Linked DNA regions of Mus musculus: region 2 is linked to region 1. A link is a loop called in an ENCODE intact Hi-C map of the cell type or tissue named here. Cell type or tissue: left cerebral cortex. All regions are shown on one strand. Each heading gives the region's core, and the rest is flanking DNA. Links, peaks and the distances in the headings are about the cores only. Region 1 holds the start of Itpr1 (inositol 1,4,5-trisphosphate receptor 1). Region 2 overlaps Sumf1 (sulfatase modifying factor 1).

The links. A loop is a pair of places that touch in the nucleus more often than their neighbours do. Peaks named below come from ENCODE experiments on the same cell type or tissue, not always from the same donor. Only the 100,000 strongest peaks of a DNase experiment are listed, where the experiment ranks them.
Region 2: a loop joins it to region 1, with 2.3 times the contacts of the local background. A loop is called at or near these places in 1 of 42 quality-filtered maps.

What each region holds. Positions count from the first base shown.
Region 1 is chr6:108,204,206-108,219,631 of GRCm38, forward strand. Itpr1 (inositol 1,4,5-trisphosphate receptor 1) reads left to right here and starts at 8,891. Exons shown (of 62, transcript NM_010585.5): 1 at 8,891-9,148; 2 at 9,998-10,073. It overlaps Gm38872 (predicted gene, 38872), which reads right to left and starts at 8,713. Exons shown (of 3, transcript NR_167935.1): 1 at 8,650-8,713; 2 at 8,401-8,568; 3 at 8,051-8,235. In left cerebral cortex, for the core only: a CTCF peak has its summit at 8,227; DNase peaks (open chromatin) are centred at 7,925, 8,294, 8,836, 9,589 and 3 more places; H3K4me3 peaks cover 4,304 bases; H3K27ac peaks cover 1,091 bases.
Region 2 is chr6:108,125,649-108,141,074 of GRCm38, forward strand. All of the region lies in intron 7 of Sumf1 (sulfatase modifying factor 1), which reads right to left. It also overlaps the pseudogene Rpl36-ps12. Among named protein-coding and RNA genes, the nearest start is that of Sumf1, 52 kb to the right of the region's middle. In left cerebral cortex, for the core only: a CTCF peak has its summit at 6,827; DNase peaks (open chromatin) are centred at 5,293, 5,700, 6,892 and 7,039; H3K27ac peaks cover 2,223 bases.

The DNA.
Region 1 (15,426 bases), core at 4,284-12,283:
GTTTAGTAAAAGAGTCTAGACATAAAGCATTGTAGTATATGACCTTGCTCATATGTACTACTTGTGGAAGGTGACCAGACATAAGCAGTGTTGGGTGGTGGGCAATTGTCAGAGAGTGGGAAGAAAAGGCAGGGAATAGGTTAGTTAAGGAGTGTGAGCTGGCCTTGACCCTGAGGCATGGCAAAGCCTTCCTTTGGTCCAAGGGTGGATACTGGCAGTTCGTGCAGAAAATGTCTACCATAGCTTTCTCCTTCTGAGTGTTTATGGTCTGAGGACTGTGCCCTTACAGGGACTGCTTCTACTGAGATTAGCTAAACCTGTTCTTTTTTTACAGCTGTATACCATAAACCTTCTTCCTTGTTCATCTGTATGTAATAACACCATCTCTTTGCACAGCTGTATGCAATAACCAACCCTGCGCCCAGTCTGGTCAGCCCTGTTTAACAAACCTGCTGACCTTTCAGGATGCTGAGGCATCTCCAGCTGATAGCCCAGATCACCAATCCCAGGTTTCTATCTCTGTTCCCTCTGTTATTTCTTCATTTTCCTCACTACCCTACTCTGTCCCTGGACCCCTGCTAGATAAATCAAAGGGGGCTGGGGCTGGGGCTGGGGAAGATAGGACAGGGTAACAGTGCTTGCTGCTCCTGCAAAGGACCTGGGTGCAGATCTCAGCACCCACACAGTGACTTGCATGACCTGCATGCAAGTCCAGAGCCAGGGGATTCAATGCTCTATTGCCCTCTTCTGGCTTTTGCGGACTCCTGCACACACACACACACACACACACACACACACACACACACACACACACACACACACACACAAAAAAGTAGAGAGGAGAGAGAGAGAGAGAGAGAGAGAGAGAGAGAGAGAGAGAGAGGAGAGAGAGAGAGAGAGAGAGAGAGAGAGAGAGAGAGAAAACAGCTGTGCATTCGGATTGTTCCCACTCTTCTCCTATTCTGATTGATGTTGCTATGAACATTCACTTACAAGCTGTTGTGTGACTGCTATGCTTTCCTTTCTCTTGTGCAGACATCTAGAAATGTATGTATGAAGCTTCTTAATTCTGACCTGCCTGGGGTTACAAGTGACTTAGTACTACAGGCTGTATCCTAACTCAATATTTTTTTTGAAATGAACGACTTGGTCTTAATACATATAGTTTAATATTAAATGACATCACTGATGAATTTGCTTAAAATCTATCAGGTATCTGTATACTCACCTTGTCTGATCTTTAGAGACATGGATATTCCACACAGACAACAGTGCTAAGAAATATGTTGGCTCCACATTTTAAAACTATATATATATATACATACATACATACATATATATATATACACCCCAAGAATCTGTTATGTACCAGATAGAGTGTTCAGACTGGAGGACTTAAAGAGCAAATGATCTAACATCAGAAATCATTTTAAATTTTGCCCTGTGCATGCTAAATTCTACTCAAACCTCTTTATTTGTGTATTTGTGGATGTTACTATTTGCTAAATACACACCTCAAAAACTGTGCCCTGTCTGATGAACATAAAGTTTTCAGAACCCCACAAACAAGTTTCAGCTCTTCTAGAGAATCCTAGAAGACCACAGGCCCCTTTATCAGTAAGCCTTTAAAATACACTCTACTTTTCCCTTGTCTCAAGAATTTTTTGCTTCTACTTCATTTATAAAAGAAAACAGACGATGAGACTTGTAATTTAATGGCTGTTATTAATCAAATTTACTTGTGGATTGGGCATTTCCCCATAAGTGTATGGAAAGTTGTTTATTTTCCTCCACTTCACAGCATGGATTAACATGTCATCAGACTTATTGGTTCAAAACGTAGTTCATAAATAGGTTAGCAGGGTACCCCCTTTCCTTTCAATATTGGTGCCTCTTCCCTTGTGATATGCTCTGAAAATAAGTGAAGCAGAGGAGAATTAAAGGCTAATTTAATCCGAGAACCTACTTTCTAATACTGGTTTGGGGTCAGGCTGAACATATTATTCTAAAAAAACTTTTTTTAAAAAATCAGAAGCAAGGACAGACAGCTAATTAAACAGCGAGATTTTCTATTCTAATGAACGGCTCCTCCCAAGTCTCAAGTCTAAAGCAGCTGCACTGAAAGACTTTGCCTTTTCTGAAGGTCAAACTACTATTCAAGAGTGCCCAAGTTAACAGTTAAACGTAATTAGCAAAGTCTTACAAGACTCTTTCTTTTCAAAGACCAAACAAATTTACTTACTATTAAATGGAGTATTTTCATTTTGCCATGCAATGTTTTCTCCCTTTTGGACAGAAGAGGGTACTCAGACCCTTGGGGTTGAAAGGGCCTTTTTCTAGGAGTTGAAGTCTTTGGGAAACGATCATCATGTTTTCTTAAAAACCCTTTTCACGATACGAGTATCATATGCCTGTTTAAAAACTTCTTCTTCTTTACAGAATGGCTCATTTGATTATGGATAGATGATGTAGTCTCTTTCTTAGAGTGTACCAGATGTTGAGTAAGGCTTAGTCTGTCTTTAAAGAGATTCACTTTTCCTCCCCTCCTCACATCTGCCTTCTCCCCCTCCTTGTCTTCCTCCACTCCTGGCCCCCTTTCTCTTCCTCCTCCTAACAGGTACTACAAGAGGTACACACACAACACAGCACAACAGAACAAAACAAAAACAAAGGCTAATTTTGAAGGAAAAGTTGACTGAAAATACCTGAACTGCCCCTTCACTCGCTGTATTAAAGTTAATATAAACGGTTGAGTGACTTAGAGCCATGTAGTATGTAATATATTAATGGAGAAACATGGCTGCATGAAGGGACAGGTGCCTGTTGGAGGTAAGAAGCTGAGGCAGGCAGAGGGCTTGAAAGCATCTGGGCGGTTTGCTAGGCCACAGCTGCATACTCTGCACTCCACACCTGGAAGGAAACCCAGAGTATGGGGTGAAAGACCAGCTGGTGACTGTGGTTTGTGAGTGCCAAGCAGCAAGTCTTGGAACTTTGTGAGTTCCAAACAGAATGTTGAAATGAAGAGAAAGGCAGACAGCAAAAGCTCTTTGCATTCCACTGGCTTCCTTCTTCCCCAGTGCTCCACAGAGCTCTGGGTAAAACAGGAGGCGACTCATCCAGTCAGTAACTGTCTGATAGTGATAGCCCAACATTAACTAACCAACGCCTACACTCCCAGTCCTGCTTCTCTGGGCTGTTCCTATCTTAATGATCCTTATTGTGAACCATGAACCTCAAGTGCTGCATCTGGGCTGAACTCATCATATAGGTTGATCATAGCCTGGGAAGGTAATAATTGGAGAGAAAAGCAAGTAGTTGATTTGCTTCAATCTGAAAACATCACCATAGGACAGGAAAAGTAGAAAAGTTACAGGCTTCACTTGATTGGTGACTGATTTAAGTAAAATTTAATGCTGGGTTAGTGACTATATTTACTGTAGTCTGCAAAAGTTCTCAAGTTTTCTACTATCTTTTTCTCATGCACAATACCTTTTGCTTTTCTGGTTGATTTGGGACACATAAATAGCTTTAAGAAGTATTGCCTTAAGAAGTCTTATTGAAATACATAGAATTCTCATAGCCTGGAGACTATTGGCATGAAAGTTGCTAGGTTATTACTAGCTTGTAAGCTAAATAATTTTTAAAAAACAATTTATTGAAACCTAACTGTCTTCAAAATAACTGCAAAAATATTACAAAAGAGAATCCACTATCAATAAATATTTCACATAGGGTTCTCTTCATGGCTTTTTAATGAGATTGTTATATATAAATAAAGAAATGTATACTTTTTTTTTTTAGGTTACATGATAGTGTAGGTTTTGAGATTGAGTTTCAAATACCCTGAGACATAACTTTGTGGCATTCTAACCTAAATAAATCATTTCCCTACAAGCTGCAAAATAATTAATTTTTAACTATACCTATATATGATTTTTTAAAAAAACATGGATTCCTGAATTCTTGCATACAGTAGAGCTCCAGGCGAGGCATAGTGGAATATGACTGTGTTCACATAAGGAACTGAGGGCTCCTGAGTTCAGGTGAGTTGGGTTATTTCGTGAGACCCCCATCTCAAAACAACAAAGTAGCTTCCCGAATCTCCTTTGACACCAGGATTTCATTTCTGCTGTAATAATGATAGTGTGATAATAAAAAGTCGGCAAGGCATTTCAAGGCTCCTGGTCCAGTTCGCCTGCCCTAGCATGTTAGGATAACAGTCTTATAGATGGGAGGCAGGAAGTGGGGCTGGATGGTCTACTTTGTGGTAAACTCCTAACTTTGCATGTTTCACAGGAAAATAATGTGTAAGAAATTAATAATCCTTATGGTTTTGGGATTCCAGACAGCATGGACAATAATACCATCAGGGGTGGCACAGCTGCCTTTTCCATATGGAAAAAAAGCAGTAGCAAATAGTTTTTGTCTATATTTTTAAAAAGCATGCTAAGTGAATCCTCTACTACAGAGCTACAAACCCAACCCAGTTTTTTTGCTGACTTTTGTAAGTTCTGTGTTGCCTGCTTGGTGTGGTCACTGATACTTCATCCCAGTTCCCTCTAGTCCCCAGGTGACTAAGTAGCAGGCTCTTCTAAATTCTCGAGATCAGACAACAAACGAAGAGCCTCCAATTTGTGATGTTTTCTCTTGGCGGAACAGGATGTCCTGGGCCTGGATACAGGAAATGCCTTCCCTTTCTAAGCTTCAGACTAACTTCTCCTCTTTCCTGTTTTTTCTTTATTTGTTTTTTTAAATTCCAGCTCTGTCTCGTCTTGTGTAGACTATTGAGGGTCTGCAGGTTATCGCTTCTCCTGGCCATCCTTAGAATTCTAAGACCTCATGACTCAATAAGTGCTGAACACCCCTCTCTTTACCCAGTGCCCAAGTTAGAGCTACAAACGGTACACAAATACTCATCTTCAAAGATCGTATCTTGCCTGTAAGAACAAAAACCACACAGAACGCTCAAACACAATCGTCTTGTGAGTGTGCCTATGACTGAGTTTTGGACCATTCAGTGCAAAAACTCCAAGGACTGATGCTACTACTATTTGGAATATCTGGTGGTGTTTAGACATGTGTGTCCAAGAGTTTTATAAAATTATCCAAAAGAACTATATCCTCTTTCTTCTACCATAGAAGGTTAAAAAATGGTCAGGAAAGACACTCTAGGAACTACATAGACAATATCGATTTCTCTTTACTGATATTTCTCATGCTCAATGGTAGTCCATCACACCAGGTAAAAAAGAAGTTCTCTCCAGGACAGAATGAATTCCGATTTGAGTGTCAGCTTGTTGTCTTGCCATTTAAGGGGGACTTGAAGAAGCTATTTACTGAAGCATTCAAGGCTCACTATGATAGTCATGTATGACTGGGCTTTGTGACTAGAGGAAACTAGGGATTTGTGTTCCAACAAGCTGACACTTGGTTTGTGGCCAGGCATGGTCTCAGGGTGAGCTGCTCTATTTTCCTGGCCTTGGTGCTCATGTTTTTGTTTTGGTAAAGCTCAGGTAAGGTTTGGAAGCTCTTTCATGTCCTGTAACTCAATGACTGTCTGGGCCGACAAGGCTGGAGAGGATTAGTCCCATCACTCTCTCCACAAGCACACACCTTGGATATTAATGGTGCAGCTGGTTGTCAGCCTTGCTTTTTCTGAATCCTGCTTTCCTTGGCACATCTTGCTTTCTTTAGTAGGAGGGGACCTGAGGGTGGGTTTCTCAGCAGATGAATTTAGAATTTAGTCCAAGTCTGCAGCCATGGATTGCTGACAAAAACTGTTTCTATTTGTGGGGTTTCCCTGGAGTAAGTTGCTGTGCTAGCTTTGGACTTTCTTCAGACTCAGTCTCTAACACTGTCCTGACTGCAAAGTCCTCTGACCTCCCTACGTGGGCATTTCAAGGGTAAAGTTACACATGGGTACTTTTGTGGCAGATTATCTTTTTTTTTAAACTAGGCACATGTATGGTATGTGTTTATATAAACATGTTTGCATATGTATAGGGATATTTGTTCATGGCACATATGTATGTATAAGCATGTCAAGGCCCAGAGGTGCTAGTTGCAGATTAAATTTTTAGTCAATTTAAAAAGTAAAAAAAAGTCAGGAAAAGTCATTTCAAGTGTGTGGTCCAACATATCTGAAGCCTTGCGTTTGAAGTTTAGGTGCTTGAAACTCATTGTGTATTTTATAAGTACTTCACATCTTCTTTAGAACTAGCTGCATCCTCGGTGCATACATGGCTGATAGCTCCTGGATTGGAGATGCATGTCTAGAAAAATTCTTCCCAAGAAAAATTATAACAGAGAAGCAGCAGCTCACCCCCCACAGACACACACACCCTCTCCTCAGCTCATAAAGGAGTATAAGCCACTCATTCTAGCATCTATCACCGTTAGCATTGCCACACATCAACTGTCTGACACAAAGAATCTCTTTGAGCCATAGTAGAATTAGCAAAAGTATTTTCCTGTGATCTGGCAGCTTCCAGAACTTGCCAAACGTTGAACAGCACTATGTGCACACACTGACAAAGCAAACTGATCTGAGCAGCTAAACGGCCCAAATGCTCAGAAAGACATGCTTCTGTTGCCTTCTGTATGCTCAATGCACCTTCCATTACAAGGTTGCAGGAAACTTTTTTTTTTTTTCCAAATCTGCAAAAATGTGCAAACAGAAGGGTAAGCCTTTTTGAGTCAAGGGGACTGGAGTACACAAATGTAAGGAAGACATGGTCTCTCACTGAAACTTCCGGCTGGGGAGGGAAGACCATGGATAAACTACACAAAGGGCTTGTGTCTACAGTGTGGGGAGGATGAAAATGAGCTGCCGGTGCCTCTCAACTATGGCCAAGGATTCTTTTGCAAATCCACATTAGAATATCATGAAGCAACCCCCACCCGTTTTGTGGGCTGATTTGTTGAAATTGCTTGAAAGTTAGGGTCAAAGGGACTTGGAAAGTGGATCAGGTTGTTTTTATCGGGGAAAGGAAAAAACAACAGATATGAAAGGTGTGGATTCCTCTGTGGTGACAAGTTGGGGTTTTTCCCGAGGACAGACAGGCAGCTTGAAGCATCCCCACTTGCCTCCTAGATTGCCAACGGTGCCTTTTGGATATAACTTAACCTGCATGCCTTTAGCTTTCCATGTGCTATCGCTGAAATGATCTACTTAAATTACTTAGAAACAATGCCTGGGCCACAGGACGCACCCGTGTGATGCCCCTAATGGTTAGGTTGAGCACTAAATATGCAATAATTGTTACCTATTTTGCCCTCTATTGTTCTTAAAGTTTCACGAGAGGAGGCAAGGCTGTTGAATCACGTAATAGGAAAAGAGAACAGGCAAACATTAATGAGTATTGAATCCCTCTCTAGATGGCAAACCTGGGGTAAAGAGTTCAAGGTGATTTGCCTAAGGGCTTAGAGGCTGCTCCTAAAATAGGAGGGGCTCCTTTAAGGAGGTGGTGATGGAGGTCCCAATGGGCAAGTGCTTAGTATAGGTACAGGTTGGAGTTGCAAAGGAGACCAAAGTTAACCTGGCTTGTCCTGTTCTTTGGCCTTATACCTGCTGTATACAAAGAGGTTACAAACCCAGAATCAGTGACACTCAATAGCATGCTGTACAGAAAGCAGGTAGGCTGAGCTCTGTAGAACCATTTGTTTTCATTACAAGGATTACTGTTAACAGGTCTTTAGCGGTAGCAGACAGACCCCCATTTAGGATGTTATGATATATTTTGGCGCGCTCTCATATCCTGGCACAGTGCCTGGCCTGGCACCCAGATGACACCCGGGGAACGTTTGTGGAATGAATACGTGCAGTCTAGTTTGTAGGGTGGGATGGGGAAGGAGACAGTAGGATAACTTTGCCTGTGATGCAAACTCTTCTTCCCAAGACCAAAGTTCTATGCACTTTGCAGCCTGGAGCCTACACTATTTTCTGGTGTGTGGAAATCCATTTCAGCCCAGAGGCTTGGGTTGAAGACTTGCAGCACGCCTCGCCTGGACGCACTCATCTTAGTATAAGCAGTTTTCTCTGAAGCCCTTATTTTTTTGGTTTGCGGTTTATTTACTTTAGCGTTTACAGATTCCAGGAGCATAGGGGTCTTAGAAGCGGGGTCAGGACCGAGGTCGCGGTTTGTATTTCTTTCCTGCTTCGCGATCACAACATCAGCAAGTCACAACATGGTTCCTTTATTTGCTCACTCGTCAGGGTAGCGTTTCTTTTACCTCCTACCGGGCGACGAAAGACAGACCCAGCTCGAATTCAGAAAAGGGCTCTCACACGATTACCCCGCATCCTCAATAGCAGGGACCACCCCATTTCCAGACTTAGTTTTTCATGCAGACACTAGCAGGATCCAATAAAAAACTAGACCAGATTTAATAAAGACAAACTTGTTTCTTTAATCCTTGACCGCAAACACTGGCGTTTTTGTGCCTCGGATTTCTGAAATTCTTGGCTCCAGGACACAGGGCGCGCGGGGGTGGGTAAATAGCTTGTAAAAACTTCCCGAAGCAGTAATCCGAGCTCTTCCTCTCTCTCCGGACCCTAGTGACACCTGACTTTAGGAAGGGAAGATACAAGTCAAAAGAGAAGGGTTCACAGAGGTAGGGGACATACCCAGTGGGTCGGGCTTGCCAAACCTGGGGAGTCCGGTGTTCAGACACAAGTTCGCAACCCGAGCCTTCAGCCTGGGCGCCTCTTCCCCCTCCCACCCCTGGTCAGCGCGCGGGAGTCTATTTAGAACCCAGCCCCGGAGCCCAGGGGATTCTGGGACTTGTAGTCCCTCTGCGCAGCCCCAGGCGCCGGCACGACCTGGGACTCGGACTACATTGCCCAGGGAGCTTCCCGGCCTATATAAGCGGTCGGGCGCTGCTTTAAAGTGCAGTAACCATGTGGATGTTCTGCTGAAGCGTTTCCTCAAGCCTGCCGGGGTGGGAGGAGAGGAGGAGGTGGTGGTGGTGGAGGAGGTGGAGGCAGAGGGTGGAGAGAGAGAAAGCGCACGCCGAGAGGAGGTGTGGGTGTTCCGCTCCCATCCTAACGGAACGAGCTCCCTCTTCGCGGACATGGGATTGCCCAGCGGCTGCTAACCCCTCTCCTGGTCCTGATCCCCCAAACCGGCGTGGCTCCCCGGTCACCAAGGTAGCTGCTGGGGCCGGGCAGAGGGCGCGGGGAGTTGGCACTAGCTCCCGTGCGCAGAAGTTTTTGCCCTGATCACCGGGAGTTCTTGGTGGCTTTGGTGGCTTTGCATGCACTTGGCGTGTATTTTGGGGCTTCTTTCCCTGTGAACAGTTTTGGGGGGAGGTATATATTTTTTTTCAGGCTTAAGTAACCCCAAACGTCCTCGACTCTAGTGACCGGTTTCAACCTCCTTCCCCGTATTGAAATGGCATTCCCCCAAGTTGGAAACGGTTGGAGTGTCTGCAGGAAATAGTTTTTTTTCCCCCTGGGGGGGGGTATTTGAGGGGGTCATATGAGTTCGCTCAAGGAAATAATCTTTCTAAAAATGTAGCTAGCCCTGTTGCGCTGCTCAGCTGGTAGGATAATGCATGCGTGGGGGTCCCCGTGGGTTAAAAAAAAAAAAAAGGAAGAAAACCGGAGGAAGGGGGGGGGGGGCGATGAGGAAAGAAGTGTGGACGGAGCTCGTGCCCAATGAGGACGCGGGTTTCACATACTTGGCCTCCACGCGGGGAAACAAGTGCTTTGGGATCTCAACACGTCCCTTACTTCCATCCACCTTCAATCCCCATCCGGCGTGTTCGAAGTTTCTGCGTGTCTGATCTTTCTGGCCAGCTACTGACGGGAAATAAGCATGCTGGGTTTGCTTTTATTTGGGGGAAAGAGATCCCTCCGACTTAGCTGCTAAATTTGGAGGGGAGTGGGATCTGCAGGAAAAGCGGAGGCTATAAAAGTCAAAACTTGGATTTGAGAATTTCTGATAGACCCTCGCGAGATCCCCTACTCAGTCTTCTTTCTTTGTTAAATATTTAGGAGCTGATTACAAGGGACCAGGATTTGCATCCTTGGCTGGGCGTCCATTGGCTACAGAGTGCCTGACCTGGGTCAGGTGAGTGTGCGAGCCGAGTGCTGTAGTCAAAAATGGGTTTTTGTCCTAAGCATTTTCTAAGTCCTCTTGTAGCTGCCATAGAGGTAAAGTAGGGAAAAGAAAGACACCGTGGTCAAAATTGGTCATGGTCTTGGGTGAGTAAAGGTCTAGTGACAGCCACTTTTGAAGGTCGCTCAGAAGTGAAGCATGGCGGGGTGAGGGGGGTGGGGTGGGGAAGATGTCGGTAAGCGACCACAACGTGCAGTTAAAGGGACTGTAAAGTGGGTGGTCCCTTACCAGCCTGAGAGGAGCCCTCATTAGTTTAATTCCCAAAGATGCAGAACTTTTCATCTGCCAAGATCCCTAAGCAAGAGTGAGATACCCCTCCCTTTCACAAACTGTCACTTTGTTCTGTTCGGTTGTGGGCATGCCTGTACCCAGAATGGGCTGGGCTGCAAGAAATGAAAGTGACAAATTGAAAGAATGAGAACTTAAAAACGGGAAGGAAGAGCTTAAAGAATACTACAGTCGCTTCCAGGGTTTCACTGGAGCCACCTGAATGTCAAGGAACCCAGCGGGCTTCTCTTGCTTTGGGACCTGTTCCTGGATGAGGAGCTGAGGGCAGGCAGCATTTCTGTCAGTATAATGGCATATTTAAAACCATCACAGCCCGTTTCTAGAAAATAAAGCTTCTGTAGGTACAGGTGCCACTATGGTTTCAGGTTTGGCCATTGGATTTTGTTTTTGTTTTTGTTTTCCTAAAATGTCTGGGAATTGAGTAAACAACAAGTTAATAGGGGTGGGTGGTGAGCTGTGGGCAGCTGGTCCTTGGTAACTTCTTTAATGTCCTAAATATTTAGCTGTTCCCTGGGCTACAATCTTTGGGCTTTTCTAATTAGTGAATAAAAGCCAGATACTTCATTATGGTAGTAGAATGCTTTTGTTTCCTGTTGATAAGGTCCTCAGGAATACTGGCAGAGCGGGAAACATTTGGAAGGGAAGGCTAGTTCTTCTGTGGACTTAAGTCTATGTTGATTAAAGCTTGGGGTCAGCCTTCTCTTTGAAGTACATTACAGACGAGGTTAACTGGTCCACAGACTCTTCTCTATCTTTTGCCTAAAAATAATGAGGCTGTTCCATTAGGTAGTAGCAAGCCAGCTGCAGAGCTGTATCCCAGAAGACCTTAGATGTGGGTAAAGAAACCAAGATACAGAATGAAGTCACTGGGCAGCCCGGGCAGTAATGTGTACCGCTTGTGTTTAAGTTTATGGAGAACTGGGCGGGGGGTGGGGGGAGATGCTAGGAAAAATAGTAAACATATTGATCTTAATGCATTAACTTATTTATGTCTTACCAACAATGTACAAGCTATTCTTAGTTTGATGTATGAAGAAAATGATAGCGCCATTGGCAGGGATAAAAGACTGTAGGTATTTGTAGGAGGATTTGACGTTGGGCTGAATTCATTTTGGAAAGCTCTGTGTTGAAAGCTTGAATCAGGACAGTTAAGGAAAACCAGAGGAAAGCCAGTGTCTCCGTGCAGCCTTAGGCCTGGCTCATATCTGAAGTATAGCGTGGTCATTCACATCACGGCACCTGAGCAGGTTTGAAGGAGTCAGGTGTGTCTCTACGTGAATAATTGGAGAGCTTAAACCGCTTTAGTTTTACCTGTGGAATGTTGGTAGCTTGTCCTGTGGCCTCTGGCTTGCCTGGCAACTAGTTGTTGCAGTGGTTTTCTTCTCCATTCCTTTCTTTCTTTCCCCATTTCTTTCATGGATGTGTGCATTGCATGAGTATACGGGGCAAGCACAATCTGCTCTTGACTAAATCAATTCGGAACAGAAAATCTCATCAAGATTTCCTTCTAACTAAGCAAGGGAAGTTCTTTATGTTCCAAATGAATCACTCCGGCCTCTCCATCGAAGCCCGCCCAGGAAAGTCACTGAGGCATTATTACCCATGCAAAAAGGTGGCTCCTTTTGCCAGCCTCCCTTGAGGAATGGGAGGAGCAGTGGTGGCTTAGAAGAGAAATAGGTTAGTGCCACAAGAACAATCTGTTGACTTTGCCCTCAAAGTGGTTTCAGCTGCAAAAACACTAGACCGTGGAGGTGGGGTGGGAATGGGACACTCTGGAACTAATTCAATGGTGTGCAAGGAAAGGACTTGAGAAAACTTCACATGGCTTCTTAGCTAATAATGATCTCATGGAGATTCTGTTCTACTTTTTTTTTTTTTTTTAAATACAGGCAGCTCTTTTAAAACAAACCAAATGAAACAACAGATACCAAATACGAACAACAGACAAAAAAAAAAAATCTTCCAAAATAAAAGCAGTCCTGGAGTTAGGTTTCTAGGTCAAGCTGTCCTTGGATACTTCTAATTAAGGAATCTACACAAGGACAGTGTTCTGTCTTGTCTGCTATTGGTTTGATGTTTTAAAATAAAATGCATTGCACTTACAGATCCCTGATACCTAGAATTGCATGCAGTTGTGTTAGCTTTTTTTTTTTTTTTTTTTTTTTTTTATGTTTTGCTGTTGAAGTTTGAGGACTACACTTAGGCTTGAAGTCAATGGTATGAATTACAGTACTTGTGTGGGTCCTTCTACCTGTTAGAGTGTCCAGGAGTGTTCTGAGAAGATTCCTAGTGGGAAAGGAGCTAAATGAACACCTGAAGCCGCCACCTGGTAGACCATGAGATTCCCTAGGCTGCTCAGAGTTGAAATCAAAGCTGTCGGTGAACCCGTGGACCTCACTGACTTTCACCCTGCTACAATTGTTACCATTCGTGTGTCTCTGTGTTGCTGAGTCCACAGATTTCTTGAATACCTGCTACGTGCCAACTGTGCTCTAGGTGCCTTGGGTATGGCAATGAGCAATCAAGTTGGTTCCTCGGGGCTTTAGTAGGAGCCAGTGGGAAGTGATCAGCGAAAACAAACAGGTATCGTAGTATGGCAGGTGCAGAGAGTTGTGGAGCAAAAGTCAACAAGGAGGGGATGAACAGAGAATAAGCGAGTGGACAAGATGTGGAAAAATGGGAGTGCTTGTGTATTGTTGGTGGGAATGCAAGAGATACGTCTTAGATACAACAGCATGGTAGCTCCTGAAAATATGAAACAGAATTATTATATGATTTGACGGTTCCATGTGTAGTTCTCTGAGGAATTTGAAGCAAGAACTGAAGCAGTTGTTTGATATTGAAAGTGACCTCACTAATGTTAGCCTAAAGGCCAAAATGAAACCCCAAAGTATCTATGGATATATGAGCGAAAACCAAAGTGCTCTTTATATGTTCAGGGAGCTGTTAGTAAGCCCAGAAAAGGAAGAAACTTGGTTCCCAGTGTATTCAAACCAAGGACACACTTTGTAACTGAAAGAAGCCAGGCATCAGCAGGTACACATTGCATGATACACATAGTGTAAAGTGGCCCTCATGAATATTCAGATTGATAGAGCCAGAATGGGGACTGATGAAGTTCTCAGGAGCTACAGAAAGGGGAAGGTGGATTAAAGGACACAGGCTTTCTGTTTTAAACATTAAAAAATCCTGCAAATTGATATGTATTATCTAAATAAAAAATGAAAAACAAAAGTTTGAAGGGTGTTAAGGGTGTATTAGGGTTGGGAGGTAAGGCAGGGTTCTTCACTGTGGTGACATTGAGGACAGCGCTGAAGGAAGTGAGCCAGATAACCATGTAGATGTTCTAGGAGTCCAGAGCAGAAAGTGCAAAAACCCTGAGGTGGATGGAGGTGGGCATGTTGGAGACAGGGCTCAGGAGGCTGGAGTGGCTGCAGGTAGGCAGCAGGGGGAAGCCTTGAGGTGGGAGGGTGGTCAGGGTCCAGGGGCAAAGGCCGGATTTTGCAGATCAGCGCTTCTGAGGATTTCTGAACCCTGACAGGGTCCTCAGTGTGGTTTTCATTTGCAGCATTGCTGAACTCCACTGTGCTCTCTAAAGGGACTGGCCAGGCTGGCAAGACCACATGCCAGCTGGAAACTTGATACAGGGGGCATTAGGGAGACCTAGATTTCTAGACTGGTCTGTCATGTGACATTTCCTGGCACTGAAGTCCGCTTAAGTAGGAAAGGAGTCTCCTCTGCTGAAGAATAGAGCTGGCCTTTGCTTTGCTCATCATGTCCTAAGACCCATCTGGTGGTCCTGGGGTTCCTGTGGCCGTGTGGCCACCCTGCTGCCCACCAGACTTCACTTGGGAAAGTCCTGACAATGAGCGCCATGTTCTCACCATCCCTAGGTGTGAGAAGCTCCACATTAGTGGATTCTCCTTGAAAGAGACACCCTCACAGGGGCAGAACTCACACCCCTCACTGCATCACTACAGAGATTACGGGTTCATTGTCAAACACTGGGAAGCAATGGCCAAGCCACACAGCAAAACAATGAATCTGTCTTAGCCATCTGAGACTCAGTTCCCAGGCTTTTCACCATGTGTAGAAATTAGGGCTGGAGAGATGGCTCAGCAGTTAAGGGCGCCAACTGCTCTTTTAGAAGATCCAGGTTCAAATCCCAGCACCTACATGGCAGCTCACAACTGCCTGTAACTTCAAGATCTGACACTGTCACATAGACAAACATGCAGGCAAAACACCAGTGCACATAAAGTAAAGGGAAAAAAATAAATACATATTTGAAAAGTTAGATGAGTGTTTGAATCTCATAATCACAGCACCTCCCACTTGCTCTCTTTCCTTTTGTTCACAGTTGCACCTCTTTTCTCACTAGCCGGAAGATACCTGATACCTGTATTTTTTTTTTTCCTCCAAAAGTCTGTCCCTCTGATGGTATTTTATTTCATTAAGAAAAAAAAGTTTGTATTTTGGGAGTTTTGCCTGCATTTATATAAGTGCACTGCATACATGCCCGGTGCCCTCAGAAGCCAGAGTAGACACTGGAGCCCCTGAACTGGAGTTCCAGATGCTGTGTGCCATCGTGCAGGTGGTGGGAGCAAAACCTCAGTCCCCTGGAAAAGGAGCAAGTGCTATTGACTGCTGAACCATCCCTCCAGCCCCCGGGAAGAGAATTTAAGTTATGACATATATGGGATGAGTAGAGTACAAAAATACTACATCCTCCAGAGTTCGTCATTGTTGCACAATCCAAATTGTCCTTTGGGGAAAAAGAAATGACAGTTGAAGTGTATTTCACTTGTAAACTCTCTCAGTTGTTCAGAATAACCTAATCCTGTGAAGTAAATACTCTCTTCTGTTTTTTTGTTTGTTTGTGTGTTTGTTCGGTTTTTAAATATGTGTGTTCTAGAGATTGAACTAAGAACGCCATGCTTGCAAAGTGACTATTTTCAGCTATTTCCCTACCACTGTTTACTTCTAAGAAAACTTTTACCATAGAGGAGTTCAAACA
Region 2 (15,426 bases), core at 3,307-11,306, 80 kb before region 1:
AATGAATGGCAGCTCATCATCTCCATGGCAACCTCTCTGATTCAAACTACCATCATTTGTCAGCAGAACCAACTATAATAGCCTCCTAACAGGCCTTTATAGCTTTCAAAATGGTACCTGGTGGGAGCCCAATAACATCTGTAGAATAGGTAAAAGGCTGGCATTATGAAAAAAAAAGCGAGACAAAATAGAATGCATAATATATAATTCCATTTATCTAAAACTGAAATCAATTCCACAGAATCTGTGCTTTCTAGAAAGAGGATCACAAATTTCTGAGGCATGAGACACAGAGGTTACAAGGTGACACAAGATGACTCCTATAGTCACTATTCTGATTGGGATTATTTCATGGACAATTATCAAACTGAACTAAAATGAATACTTCAAATATATGTGGCTTGTTGCATATAAATATCAATTATACCAAGGTAATCTGGGGAGTACTTGCTTGTTTATTTGCTTGTTTTGAGCCTGGGTCGCACCAGGGGAGACCTGGCTGGCCTGGAAGTCCCTATCTAGGCCAGGATGCCTCACGTTCATAGAGATCTGGCTACCTCTGTGTTTCAAGTGCTGGGAGGTATGAATGTCCAGCCACAATTGGGGTTTTTGAGTGGGGAAAAAAAACATATAATGATGAAAGTCAGCGTAAGCTGTAAGGCAGTAGAAGACTAAGCCGTTTTCAGGAAAACGCAAAATCTGAAGCAATTACTGAAGAGGTCTCTTCAAACACACGGACAACAGGCTTCTGGGCCTCCTACACATCACTGGGGACAAGAAGGAACAAGCACGGAGACAGCCAGGTCCACTGTGACCTGATAGTGAAGCTGACTGCAGAGCACAGAGGCTCAGCAGAGGATTTGTTTCTACTTTTATATGTTTGGAATTTTCTATAAACAAAAACACTTTTAAAGTCAAAGAACACAAGTGTTTAAACTAAAATAAATGAAAAGAAAGACTATGTCTTCTAGGACCCCAAATATTGGTCATCAAAGACTTCCTTCGAACTTTAAATGCAGAGGAATGCAGATTAAAGGGAGAGATTTTATTCTCTACAACCTTGAGAAGTGAACTCGGTTGAGTGCTAAGAATTGGGAGTTAAGTTGCCCTTGCCCTGGTTAACTGTGTGCTGGGTTCCCTGGCACACTTGACTTCTAGGCAAGCCTTCCAGCTGGCAGATGACATGGACTCCATAGGCAAGGTTCCAGCAGCCCAGGGCAACAAAAACATCATCCATGCCTGCATACTAACACAGCAATAGGGGCATCATGGGTGTGACTAAGACAGGTTCTGCTCACCGTTCCTACAAGTTTCTTCAGCCACTTCTGCCATCTTCTATTATTAGGCAAAGTACCACTACTGTAAGCCAGGATATTGCAGCATCCTGAGAGCGGGAGTGATGGGTGCTGATCATCAAATCTGCCGCTCCCCAACCCCCTTTAAAGAAAGGCACTCTGCTTTCAAACATCCCATAATGTAAAACATTGTTCTACATCACAATTACTGCCTTTTTATGCCATCTGATTCCCAAAGATGAACCTGAAAACAGGAAGTATTATTTTAAGGATAAGGAAATTGGAAGCCTGAGAGTAATGACATGTTTGCCTTGTCCTAGGCTCACAGCTATTGAGCAGAGAGGGCTGTGCAGTCATAGAGTCCACGCCATCAGAACACCATGGACCCTCAAACTGACCTTGCCTCTAAGCAATCAACCATCTTCGAGATGTCACAGAATCTCTTCCCAAGGTACAAAATAAGATGTCCCAATAATTCTTTTATGCTCAGTATTCACGTGAAAGGGAATTTTAAGAGTAAGTACATAAAAGCACTACTGAGAATAAAGCTTTTTGAATTAGGTGAAATGTTATTTATTCCCTAGGAAAGAATCAATGAAAAGTGTACCCTAGCTGGGCATGGTGGTAAATGCCTTTAATCTCAGCACTTGGGAGGCAGAGGCAAGAAAGAAAGAAAGAAAGAAAGAAAGAAAGAAAGAAAGAAAGAAAGGAAAGGAAAGGAAAGGAAAGGAAAGGAAAGGAAAGGAAAGAAAAGAAAAGAAAAGAAAAGAAAAGAAAAGAAAAGAAAAGAAGGAAAGAAAGAAGGAAAGGGGGAAAGGGGGAAGGGGGAAGGAGGAAAGGAGGAGAGAGAACAAGAGAGAAAGAAGTTTAATTATTGCATTAAAAGAGGAAGGGGAAGGTGATGGCAGAGGAAGGTCAAAGGTAGAGGGAAGTTCAAATTAGGAGCACAGCCTATGTGAGAAACACAAACCAAATGAACAGCTTCCCAGGTTCTCATTAGAGAAGCACAGACTCCTGCAGTGGCGAATTCAAGCAGTGCCCCCTGCTTTTGAGGTGAAGGAGAAGAGCCATTTCCTTCGTTCTGTTTGTTCTACTCATGCTAGGTCAAAAGGGAAGAGAATCCTTGAAACTTCATCCAAGTTGCTCACACCAGGATGGATGGCACTCCATTGTCTAAAAACCTACAATTTTTGCTTCTGGGATCATGCATAAAATATGGTATTAAACACACTAATTCTACTCACAGAATAAGGAGCATGCAAGTAAACCTAGAGGCTGATACTTATCACATACACACTATATGTAAGTACTGCCTTATGTCTTACATCTGTAAAACGGCCAGTCACTGTAATAAGTTCAATTATTATCATTATTATAAGGTAACCTTATAATGTATCGTTTAAATAAATGTTTAAAAAACAAAGGCTTTATTAACTATTAACAATCATGCCAGCACAGGCATGTGCAGACCCTCAGTCATTTGCCCCATTTTTTTTCAAATAAAGAATTAAGGACGAGACAAGGTGAGAAGCCTACCAAGGTCAGAGGCAGGTCGGGGTCAGGGTTCAAGCCCAGGCCGTCAGGTGGTCTGTGTGGGCTACCTCATATAGCATCGTATTTTTGCCACAAATGACTCAGCTGTTCCAGCTGAGGCACATACGCCTTCCTTTCCAGAGTCTTTTCAGGAAAAGGCCTACAACTCATGAAGAACCATGAGTGACTGGGTCACTGATTTTAAAGGACACTGATTAGCTTCACCTGTCCCACATCCCCACTGGGTTTTTTTTTGGGGGGGGGGGGTGAGTGAGAAAGGCTCACTATATTCCAGGCTAGCCTCAAACATTTTATATATGAAAAACTAGAGAAAGTGGTTATGGGAATGAATGAATACACAGGGGCCGGGGAAGTCATCTGACTGCCCTATTTCAGGCTAGTGTCTGGAATGGGGACTTCGTCTTATAAGACTAAGATCTTAATTTTTGGGCTCTCGGCTAACACCAGGACATCAGAACTCCTGAGCTAAGATCACTGGTGTTGGAGAACTGCTGTAGTAAAATAGCACGTGCTTCCTGCCAGGAGAAAACATGTCTACATGTATACACATTGATGTCAGAAGCGGCATCAGATCCAGGTGTGATGACCCACGTCTGTAATAACAGCAGAGACAGGGCAGGAAGCTTTCAAGTGCCGGACCAGCCTGTAACACAGCAAGTTTATGGCCACATGGGGATATATAATACGACTCCCTCCCCATCAGCAAACAAAAAAAAAAAAAAAAAAAAAAAAAAAAAAAAAGAAAGAAAAAAGCAAGGAAAAGGAAAGGGAGAAGTGAAAGGGAGAGGAGAGAAAAAAGAGGAAAAGGAAGAAGAGGCAGCTACAAGAAACAGAAAAAAAAAAAAGACATACTAGCATTTGCCACCTCATTCTACCTGTATTTCTGGTAGCATAACGCAGGCCCCCTGTCAGCAAGGGCTTTGCTCTGTTCAGCACTTCACCATGAGCGTTCACATCTGAGACTGGGGATGTCAATAGACATGTACTGACTCCATGGCAACCACTCTACACTTAAATATCTGTGGAGTAACTGTCCGCCAGTGATTTGGGATTTGGCAAACAAGGGGAGTAAAGCTCAGAAACAAACCAACAAACAAAAGATGGAAAGGATCACTTTAAAATCTTACTTCTGCACAAAGTCAATTTGGTCTTAAACACACTGCAAAGTAGCCAGAGACATCTGCAGGATGAGCTAGACAGAAGTCAGGGCAGTACTGCAAGGACCTGAACCTGGGACCACAGAGCTCTGACCCTCACTCTTGATCTTGAGGTCCTTCATCTGTTAAGTTCAAGTGCTTCAGAGAGGCCTCGGAGGCCCTGCCTCCACTTCCATTCCATGGGAGCTATGCTCTTAGACGGTGCCTTTACCATACCACACTCTCACTGTCTCCAGAGAAACCGTGTATCCATTCTTCCAAAGATGCCAGAAAAGCAACTACAATCTTCTTTTAAATGCCTCATTCAATGGTTTCAACGCAACTCTGGTAAATGAGCGGTAATTTTAAAAATTAAGGATATGAAGAGTCTAAGTGCTAAAAACCAGTCAGCCTAAATACAGAGGCATTTTCCAGCCATTGCTGAAAGAAAACAAGTCACATGGATATCTGTACCAAGGCAACTGCTTTTCCATTGTCTAACGAAAGCAGTACACTGTTCTGTGACAGTGTCTCCTAAGGTATAGGTGCTCCTTCATGCTCAGAAAGCTGGGCTGATCCTGTACATCCAGGTGTACCCAATCCTAATAGATTTGCACTAACATGTATAGAAATGAGTTTCTGTCATTGTAAACAATACATACATCCTTTTCTAAAAGATTTATCTGATTTATATGAGTACACTGTACCTGTCTTCAGACATACCAGAAGAGGGCATCAGATCCAATTACAGATGGTTGTGAGCCACCATGTGGTTGCTGGGAATTGAATTCAAGACCTTGGGAAGAGCAGTCAGTGCTCCTAACCACTGAGCCATCTCTCCAGCCCATGATGCATACATCTTAAAGAAAGGTGACTTCCAGTTGAACCCAAATGAACCATGGAAATCACAGGGTACCAGCTACACTGACTTAACAACCTGCTCCAAAGTCCATCACTTCTACTTCTCAGAATAAGACTGTGAAAGCCCTGGTCCTGCAAGCCAGGTCAGATAGGGTTCTAAGCATCCCTTAAAGTGGAAATGATGAACCATTCCATTTTCCTAGGGACTCAACACATTCTCATGCAACCCCAGTGCTCTGCCTGATACTTCATCAACAACTTAAGGGAGAATATAACAATTAGCTTATACCAAATGGCATTTTAACTTCGACATTATTTTCAAAGAACTACTTAAAGATTTCTGTGATTTTATTTGGACAGTCTGAAAATGCGTAAGTGCTAAGCGCCCAGTGCTGTGAACTGTCTCACTGGATGAGATGCAGTGTTTACTTCCTGTACTGGGTATGAAGTAGAGGCTGCCCACGGGAAGAAGTGTTATTTATAACTACATGCTAACAGATGGCATAGCTCTTCTCCACATCTCTAAAAGGGTCCAGAAAAAATCTCTTCCATGTATTAGATTTCAGAGTAAGGTGTACGCTTGTAGCTTACAAATATTTCTTTTAAACTTTGATTACATTAAAACACTAGTTATAATTAGCATTTATGACATGCTTACTACACACCAGCTTTACACTAAACATTTTCCTCATAGTACCAGGAAAACCTCTCAAGAGACTGGAAAAAAAGACTATTTCTTTGCTTTTTCTAATTCCTCTTACTTACTTAGTGTTTGTGTGTGCACGTATAGTTGAGCAAGGCGGTGACACAGCCTGGGGTGGTAAAGGCACAGTCTAAGAGACCTCCGAGGCCTCTCGGAAGCACTTGAGCTTAACAAGTGAGCGGCCTCAAGACCAAGAGTGAGGATCGGAGCATTGTGGTCCCAGGTCTGGGTCCTTGCAGTTCTTCCCTGACTTCTGTCTAGCTCATCCTGCAGATGTCTCTGGCTACTTGTGTTTAAGACCAAACTGACTTAGTGCTTTTGTAGACATAAGATTTTTAAGTTATCCATTTGGACAGCACACATGGACGTCAGAGGAAAAACTTCAAGAGTCTGTTTTCTTTCCATCCACAATATAAAGATCAAACTCAGCCTATCAGGCTTGATGACAGCAAGCTGACCCTCTGAGCCATCTCCTCGGCCCAGACTACTATTTCTTCACTAACAGACAAAGAAACTGAGTAAATGCATTAAAACCTGCCTCAGTCTATTCAACTAGTGGGTGGCTACACTGGGATCCATCTTTAAAACTAAATTATTCCAAACATCACGCTATACTGCGTCCCTGCACATGACTAAATAAACATGCATTCCTAAGTGCTTAGGTGTGTTCACTTGCTTTTCAAACATCTCCACTGCATGAATTAAAGATGCTATGTCTACAAACGCCCAAAACTTTACACACAAATGGAACATGAGGAGATTTCTGATAAATGTTGCTAAATAAATGAAATACCAACATTGCTCAGTATCTGGGGAGGATTGGACCCAGGACCTCCTGAGGAACTCAAATCCACATCCTTTATGCAAAACAGAGCAGTGTTGGCATATAACATATACATCTTGCTATGTAGTTGGCATCATCTCAAGATTTCATATAATTTCTGACATCACAGACATTACCCAAATCTCTATCATGCTACATTGTTTGAGAAATAATAAGACCAAAAGGTCTGGGCAGTTTTGGGTACAATTTTTCAGGTTAGTTAATGGAACCCTTAGATGCAGAACTTTTTTGATATCAAGGGCTATCTCCATGAACTCACGCCAGAGTGACGTGTGATGTACGTACACATGTATTAAAAATGGGTCCACAGAACCACGTCAAAAAAAAATCACAGTATAACCTGATTAAGAAGAAAAGATAATTTGACTGTTCTATTTTCTCATCAGGCTTTATTTCAGAGCCTTGAGGGAAAGAACAAATGAGTCACTGTGTGGCAGAGGGAAGGCACTACAAGGAAGATACAGAAATGAAGTGACACACTGCTACTTTATCCTTCATTAACAAGTTAGGTGCCAGAGTTAACAACAACAACAAAATCCAAGAATTTGCCACATCGGTAATTTTAATAGTAACCTAGCAGAAGTAAGAGCTGGAGATGGCAGGAAGGCCAGGATTCTATGCAGAATCATAGACACTGCAGACATAACTTATCCCTCCCCTTTGCTTTTGGAAAGAGGTGCTCATGACACAGCAATTCATGCCTCCTAAATCATCTTGCATATTCTTAACACTTCCTGGACTAACATATGTAGCTTGTGACTCAACATTACTACAAAGAAGTAAGTAGCCCTTTGTATTGTGCATTTGAAATAAAGTCCAGTAAACCTGAACAAGTCTGGGGATTGAAAAAGCTGGAATTGAGTCCTGACTACAAATGAGGCTCAAAGGCCAGGTGAAGTCAGCACATCTCTCCACTCCATGAATTACCATGAAAAATGGTTCTGAGAACACAGACCTTCTTTCACACAGTTAGAAAGATTTTAAGGATATGATGTGCGTACATTCGTGTGTGTGTGTGTGTGTGTGTGTGTCTGTGTAGAAAAAGAGAGGTGGGGGAGGGAATGAAGGAGAGATAGAGATAGGCAGACAGACACATAGACAGATGACAGACAGATGGATGAGTGGGTGGGTGGGTGGGTGGATGGATGGATGGATGGATGGATGGATGGACATAGATGGATAGTGCTACAGCACTTACACAGCTGTGCTTAAGAAAGCACTCTAATTCATGGAAACGAAACTTGCATCAAAACAATGCACACCCACTTTGACTTTGACTTTCATTCTCAATAAAAGTACTACACAACTTTATATGATTTTGTTTAAGCCAAAATACAGGGCTTGGTACATGTATAGTGGTAGACTGCTTGCCCAAGCATGCATGAAGTCTTCGGTTATATCTTCAGCAACACATATACAGCAAATCAAAACCGAGTTCACCATCTTCAGCCACATAGAGGAATAGAAGCTATTAGGTCCAAATGAAGTTCCAATTCCAGACCCCAAAAGGCAGTCCAAATATCCAGAAATGGGCTCAACATGGATGTTGGGAGAATTTCTGGTAGTTACATAAAAGCCAGCATTCCTCAGGAACTTGTGAAATCAGTTCCCTATCAAATGGACTCCTTTGCCTTATCACTGGCTGATGGGACAAATGGCTATTTATGGTGCCTAATAACATATTAAAGCAGACCAGACGCTGGCTTACAGGCTCCCTCAGGACAAGTACCTGCAGCACATTTCAATGTCCAGGCTGGCATCTAGCCCTTCTAACCTCCTCCCCTACCTCACACTCCCTCCCCAGAGCTCCTCATTCTCCTTATAACCCTGCAATTCAGTCTGTCTGTCTATCAATCTATCTTTCTTTCTATCTCTCTCTCCCTCCCTCCCTTTCTCCTCTTCCTTCTTCCCTCTTCCTCCCTCTCTCTCCCTCCTTCCTGCTCCTCTCATTCTGTTTTTTCTACTCCCTGCTGGTCTCCCTTCTCTCAGAGCCCAGGCCAGGTCTCATGGCCATGTTTATTTCTATCTCTTTCTGCTCTGGACTTTCCCAGAAGCCTCTAGCTGTTCTCTCATTCATGTTTCTCTCTCTCTCTCTCTCTCTCTCTCTCTCTCTCTCTCTCTCTCTCTCTCTCTCTCTCATATCTACAACAAAAACCTCCCCTTTAACCATTCCAAGGAGCAATTATGTCATTATGTTATACAGAGGTCAGCCTGGACTGCAAACAATCCTATCTCAAACTTAACAAACAAAACCCCAAAAGGATGAACACAAATCTATAAGCTCACATGGAGGCCTGCTTCTAGCTGAAAGAGATGGCAGCTTTCTGCAATGATTCCACTTCGGCTTGATCAGTACTCAAGGAAAAAAAATGTCCACAAGTATGAGTTGATCATATATAAGAAATTATAAATATATATATATATATATATATATATATATATGTCAGAATCTAACATATGCTAATCTGTGTTGACTTGAGAATAATAAAGCAGAGCTCCACCTGCAAATGTACAACAAAAAGTCAGATCTGACAAAGTGTTGAGGCTATGCTACTATTTAAGGCTCAGTCACAAATGAGACATCTATACCAACAGCCTCTGTCTCCCACACCAATGGCTCAAGAAACATGAGCAAACAGAGGACAGAAGATAGTAAGAGCCAGAGGATGAGAAGAGAGCTGTGAGATGCTGCCTTCTGGATGCGACATACTCATGGACTCACTGTAGACACAAGTTGCCTACATAGGACCAAGTCAACAAGACCTCTCAACATTCTAACAGGAAACACCGACTGAACCCACTGGGTTACTGGTGGGAGTGCTCACATGATGGGATGAGGATTAGGAGTGGCCAGGGGGGATGGAAGAGGGGAGTTTGAAATGAACATGGTCAAGATGCATTATTCACATGTATGAAACTGACTAAGAATTTTTAAAAGGCATTCTATTTTTTAAAAATCCATGTATTAGATTTCAGAGTATAGTGTATGCCACGGAGTGGCATGTTGGGTTGACTGAAATATTGAGAAAAACCATCTACCCACTGAAGTCTCAGGAACAAAGAGATGGTCAAGAGGCCCACAGAGATGGCAAGTCTGGTGGAAACAGTCTGGCCCTCAGTACAGTGCTAAGCTGTCAGCCCACTCACCATCCAAACCAAGATAAGACAAAGCAGCCTCAAGCAAATGACCCAAGATCTAAGCCCAAATTCTACCCAGAATTCAATGCCCCGTCCTGTCAGAGTTATAGGCACAACTAAGGGGGTCAGAGGCTCTGGTTATCTTTGTTGGTCCCCACGAGCCTATTTAGGTTCAGAAAGGGACAAAGAAGGCGTAAAACACTTTCAAATGAAAACTGCGTATCTGGGTTTAGGGTCTAGATTCTAGGCGAGGTCTAGGTTAAGGCATTAGTAGGGAGAAATCCACCCAATGCTGTGTGAATGATAAGGTCCACAGTCAGGGCTCAGCATCTGCCGGCCAAGGCCTGTGATGCTGATGTTTGTTTACCTAGCTCACGCCAAGTGCCTAGTGGCGCTGCTCAGCAAACACAGGTAAATACCATGATCTGGCCTATTAAACAAAAGGTGTTTCTGAGGAGAAGAACTGGCAAAAAGAAAACACTCCCACTCAGGGGTACTCAGAAATGGTAATTAGCTCTCATTTGTGAGTGCATTTGCTGAGTGCTGACTATGCTACAGGCATGGGGCTCAGCAGCACTAGTCTTTCTTTTTAATACAAGGACACGATGTTGAAATTTTTGTTCATTTTCTCTCACAGAACAGGAAGCAGAATCAAAGGATTTCATCCTCTTGTCCCAAAACTATTACATCACCCGGTGATACCTGTATGCAGCCCTCCATTTAAATCATTTACAAGCTATCCTGCCAACTGCTAGACGATCAGCTGTACCATCTTCAGTGGTCCTCTACTCTCCCAGTCAAAAGCAAGCAATAGTTGCCCACTTTGCCTGTTCCCTGAGAACAACTTGCTACATCCTTAATGCAATTTACAGACATCTTAGTCAGGCTTTCCACTGCTGTGATAAAACACTGTGACCAAAAGCAACCTGAGGAAGAAAGGGCTGGTTTCACTCATAACTCTCAAGTCATATACATCACCAAGGGAAGTCAGGGTACAAACTCAAGGGAAGACCTGCAGCAGAGGAATGCTGCTCACTGCCTTGTCCCCATGGCCCACTCAGTCTGCTTTCTTTTACAGCCCAGGTCTCCCTGCCCAGGGTGCTGCCAGCCCCAGGGAGCTGGGCCCTTCCACATTAATCATCAATTAGAAAGATTTCCATCCTATCAGCTGGCCTAAAGCCAATCTGATGGAGACATTTCTCAATTGGAGTTTCTCTTTCCAGGAAATTCTAGCTTTTTGTCAAGCTGACAAAACCAACCAGGACAACAGATGAAGGACTAGTAAGCCCAACAAGGGTGAGATGACTCACCTCTGGCCTTGTAGCATTTTAAACTACAAATGGAGACACAGCTTCTGACCTCTATTCCATTGCTTAACTACAGTCATTACTGAGTACAACAGAAAGCGCATTACTGAGAACAACAAAGCACCCACTGGCAAACCCTGCTCTTCTCAGTCAACATTGCTGGCCCAATCAGGTGTCATACACTATAAAAGACAGAGCTCATAAAAGCCCTTTAAGTAGATGGAAGGAAGAAACATAAATTGTGAGTCACTTTCTAAAGCCCCTAACTAGTTAACCAAAAGAAATCTATGTTCATTTCTAGTTCTCCCATAATGGGGTAGTGATACAAAGCCAGAAGAGGAGAGAGAGGAAACAAGTATGTCCACCCATGGGGGAGAGCTAAGGTACTGTGTTTCAGGATGAGGGTAAACTGAAAACAATGGCTCCAAGGACCAGAGGAACTGTAAACCATGAGTGTGGTTGTGGTAGGGGAACTTTGCTTCTAAATTCCTTAAAAAGCCCGGCCCTGCCATTCTGCTCTTTGGATCCCACTGATGTAGCAGGGTGATGTGCTGCCATCATTTGATGTGCTTCTTCTTGAGATGCCGTCACAGCTCCCACAGTGAAGAACAAACAGTTCTTCCACGTTACACACACACAGGAAGTCTTGTCACAGTGGACCTGGATTTTCCAAGGCTTTCCTCCAAAGAACCTTCTTGACAACAGGGCCTGGCTACTGTGTCCCTGTGTCTACTGCGTCCCTGTGTCTGTCAACCCCCACAGCAAGGACAGCTCCGTAACCCAGAGAGAACTGTGCCAATGTGGGCTGACTGGTGCTCCAGAGCTCTTGCTTCAGCTCTCTGTTCAGTGTCCTCTTCACGTACAAACAGCCAGCTCTACTGGAAAGGAAAGCTGCTACAAGCTGAACACTTCTACACAGAGCTGCCCTGAGGTTTAAAAGATATTTTTTTTTTTCAAATATCAGTATACTGAAAGTCTGATGGTTCAATTGCATAAGCTGTTTCATATACAAATTTATTCAAAATAGTATTTAAAATCACCTTCAGGCTCTTATGTAAGCTATGTATGATATGGAAGCATTTCATATGCACACTTGGATTCTACCCTTGAGATAGTGCAAAACGTATACATAAATTTCCCACGGTCCAAAATTTAAATCCTTCAAGCTCCAAGCATCAGTGTGCTTTGGCACGTGCTCTGGACATTCTGCCACTGATGTGGTTCGGAAGAAAGTAACAGAATTGCCCTGAATTGTAAGTTATATCAGATATAATAGAATAAAAGGGGATACTTACCCAGAAAAACGAAGACTAAGAGGCAAATGCTATGGGGACCTTCAGGACCTTGAAAAGCTTCCAGGTCAGGAGAGAGCAGAATAAAAACCAAGGAGTTAAATACTCTCAGGGAGTGTTTGGCTGGACACAGCACCTTTCCATAAAGCAACTTTCTGCCCCAGGCGTTGGAGTTCCTGCTGGCCAGGAGTGTCTTCAGCTTTCAGGGTTATCAGTGAGTCCTGCATGACTGAATTCCCTAACGAAGAAGGCGGGGAGGACACTATATAGTATCCCACTCCCTGCTCAGGAAGTTGCACCAGGGGCTTCTGAGAAAGTGTTTATTATGAAGATGGAAACAAATGTCATCTCAGCACTAGAACTGGTGGTCACTTTCACTTGAGAACACCCACCCGCCCCCAGAACACGTTTGCAAATGCCGTCAAAGGTGCCAGACACTGGAACTGTAGACATCATCCACACTGACTTCTCTGCCTCAGTAGTTCTTGTGTGCTGTAGGAAAAGCTCTACCCAGAATTGCAAACAGCAGTGGGTACCCACAAGGACTTCCTCCAGAAAGACTTCCAGCTTCTACTAGGACAAAGTTAAAATTATATTTTTATTTCATTTTTGAGATTATAATTTAATGACAACATTTCTCTCTTTCTTTCCATTCCTCCAAACCCTCCCTCCCATATGTCCTTCCACATTCAGAAAATTATTTTTTGAAAGTCTGGAGAAGCCAACAGTACAACCACTTTGCATTGTCCTTGGCACTCATTAAGCATATTTGTAGTCACATTAGCTGTCAACCGCTAGAAACAACCACACTTTTTCCACTTTGAACTCTCATACCTCAGAAGATCCTCACAAAGGACACATGACCAAAGGTCTTCTAGCAGGTAAAAATTCCAAAGCAACTTCCTGGTTCTAGTATAGACTAGGCACTAAGTATATGCTTGATGAATGAACATGCCTATGAAGGCATCGTACAGACAGAGAGGGACAGCCAGCCAGCAGCATGCGGTCTTTGTTCTACGTGCAGTGGTAGAAGGCCGCAGAGGGGTTTATGGATGAGAGACATCTAGCATAGCAAGTAGAACCTAAATCAAGCATAGCTTTAGGACTTACAAAGGAAAGCCAGTCTGAACCCTAAGCACAACCAAGCAATGCGGAAGAAGTATCTGGGCAGAGGCAGTAAGTCAGCACGGTTACTACCCATTACCATGCTGCTCTCAGACCAGAAGACTGGTTGGTGTGTGTGCCAATTTACTTAGTCCACCATGTGCAGAGAGGTAAGGGTTCAGAGAGGAGTCCATAAAAACAAGCAAACAACAAACACTCCATGTGCCACAGAAGGCGGAAAGGATGAGCTTAGAGCCTCCCTGATCAATTCCCTAGGACATCAAAACAGGCGAGAGAAAAGACACACACTTCGCAACTGTCTGGAACTATACAGTACGATATATGGTCAAAACCCATGTTGAAAGCAAGCTGACAGATGTCTAGCTAAGCCTTGGCAGGCAGGAGAGGATGAAGGTGTCTGGACTATAACAGCATGGAAGCATGAGCAAGGTTTGTAAGTAAGGATGACCAAGCACTGCACCAACCAAAGCGAAGAGGGCGAGAAGAGTAAGCAAGCAGTGTTCTCAATTATAATTTTCTTCCCCTTTGCTGGCACAGGCTAAGCTCATTATCTCAGCCGACAGGAGCAGGTAGCATTCTAACTAGACAGGCAAACCACAACAAGAAGAAAACAATACTTTGAGACAGAGGAATGGAAAGGGTCTCCTCACAGTAAGATGCCTGATCTGCCAGCGATCTCATCAGGTGTGCACACCTATTTCCAACTCACACAGAGAGAGGCTCAGGTGCACTCGAGTTAATATGCATTCCATTGTTGCCGAGTTAGAAAAACACAAATCACTCTGGATAGTTCCAAGACTAGAACTCTCGCTGGGAGCACGGCAGGAGGACAGATAGCTGTCTGACCCAGACCAGACATGATATACACTCCTAAAATTGCAGCAGAGGCTGAAGGATTTCTGTTTAAGGCCAGTCTGAGCTACAGAATAAGATCCTGTCCCATGTTGCAGAACAAACAAGCAAACAAGCAGCCTGTTTAGATACAACTGTGTTTCTCTTAGAACCAGAAGGATACTATAAATCATACTATCCCATCACATCACCAGCGACATAGCATCATGGTAGCCATAGTGATGCAGCAAGCATAGGAAATCAGAACATTAAATAATCGCTTACCTTTTCTTAGGTCTACATTTTTTTTTGAATGCACTATATAATGGCACAGATGATATGGGGCCCAGATGTAAGCAAATGAGAAAGAAAAAATACAAATAAATTTTTTTTTTTTTGTAGGAACCATCTTTTATTGGGGGAGGGTTCATCAATCCTTCTTGGCCGCTGCCTTCCTCATGGCTGCCAGCACGTTGCTCAGCTCCTCCCGCTTTCTCTTGGCGCGGATGTGCGTGCCCACCCTCTTCTTGATGAACTTGAGTGCGCGCTTGTCCTTGGACACTTTGAGCAACTCCATGGCTCGCCGCTCGTAGGGTGCGAAGTCGCACACCTCCCGGATCATGTCCCGCACGAACTTGGTGTGTTTGGTGAGGCGCCCGCGTCGCCGGCTGTGTCTCGGCTTACTGACGTTTTTCGTCACCTTGTGGCCCTTGTTGAGGCCTACGGCCATGGGGTAGCGCAGAGCCATGGCTGATGCTCTCCGATGGCGGCCGGGCAACAAATAAATTTTTTAACTTGAATATTTTATGTAGTTAAGATATATCAAAGTGGGCTGGCGAGATAGCTCAGTGGTTAAGTGCGCCGACTGCTTTTCCAAAGATCCTGAGTTCAAATCCCAGCAACTACATGGTGGCTCACCACTATCAGTAACGAAATCTGATGCCCTCTTCTGGAGTGTCTGAAGACAGCTACAGTGTACTTACACATAACAAATAAATAAATCTTTATTTAAAAAAAAAAAAAAAAGATACATCAAAGCAAATGTCCACACTTTGGGTTGTCTTTATGGGTGCTCTATGGACTGAGAGATGGGCAGATGCACACACAAAAAAAGCAAACTGAACTGATCCTCATGGCACGTGGCCAAATATCTCATTTACTCTTAGAACTTTGTGTACAAAGTATGCCAGGCTGTTTCTACAGACTGCTTTGCCATAGATGACAGCTCAATAAAATAAAAACTAATGATTAACTTTTGCTCTGTAGAAGCCACTGAATAAGAAAAAGATATGTCCTGAATAACCTGTGCATGAGGAAAGTTGACTTTTCCCCCAGCTCTC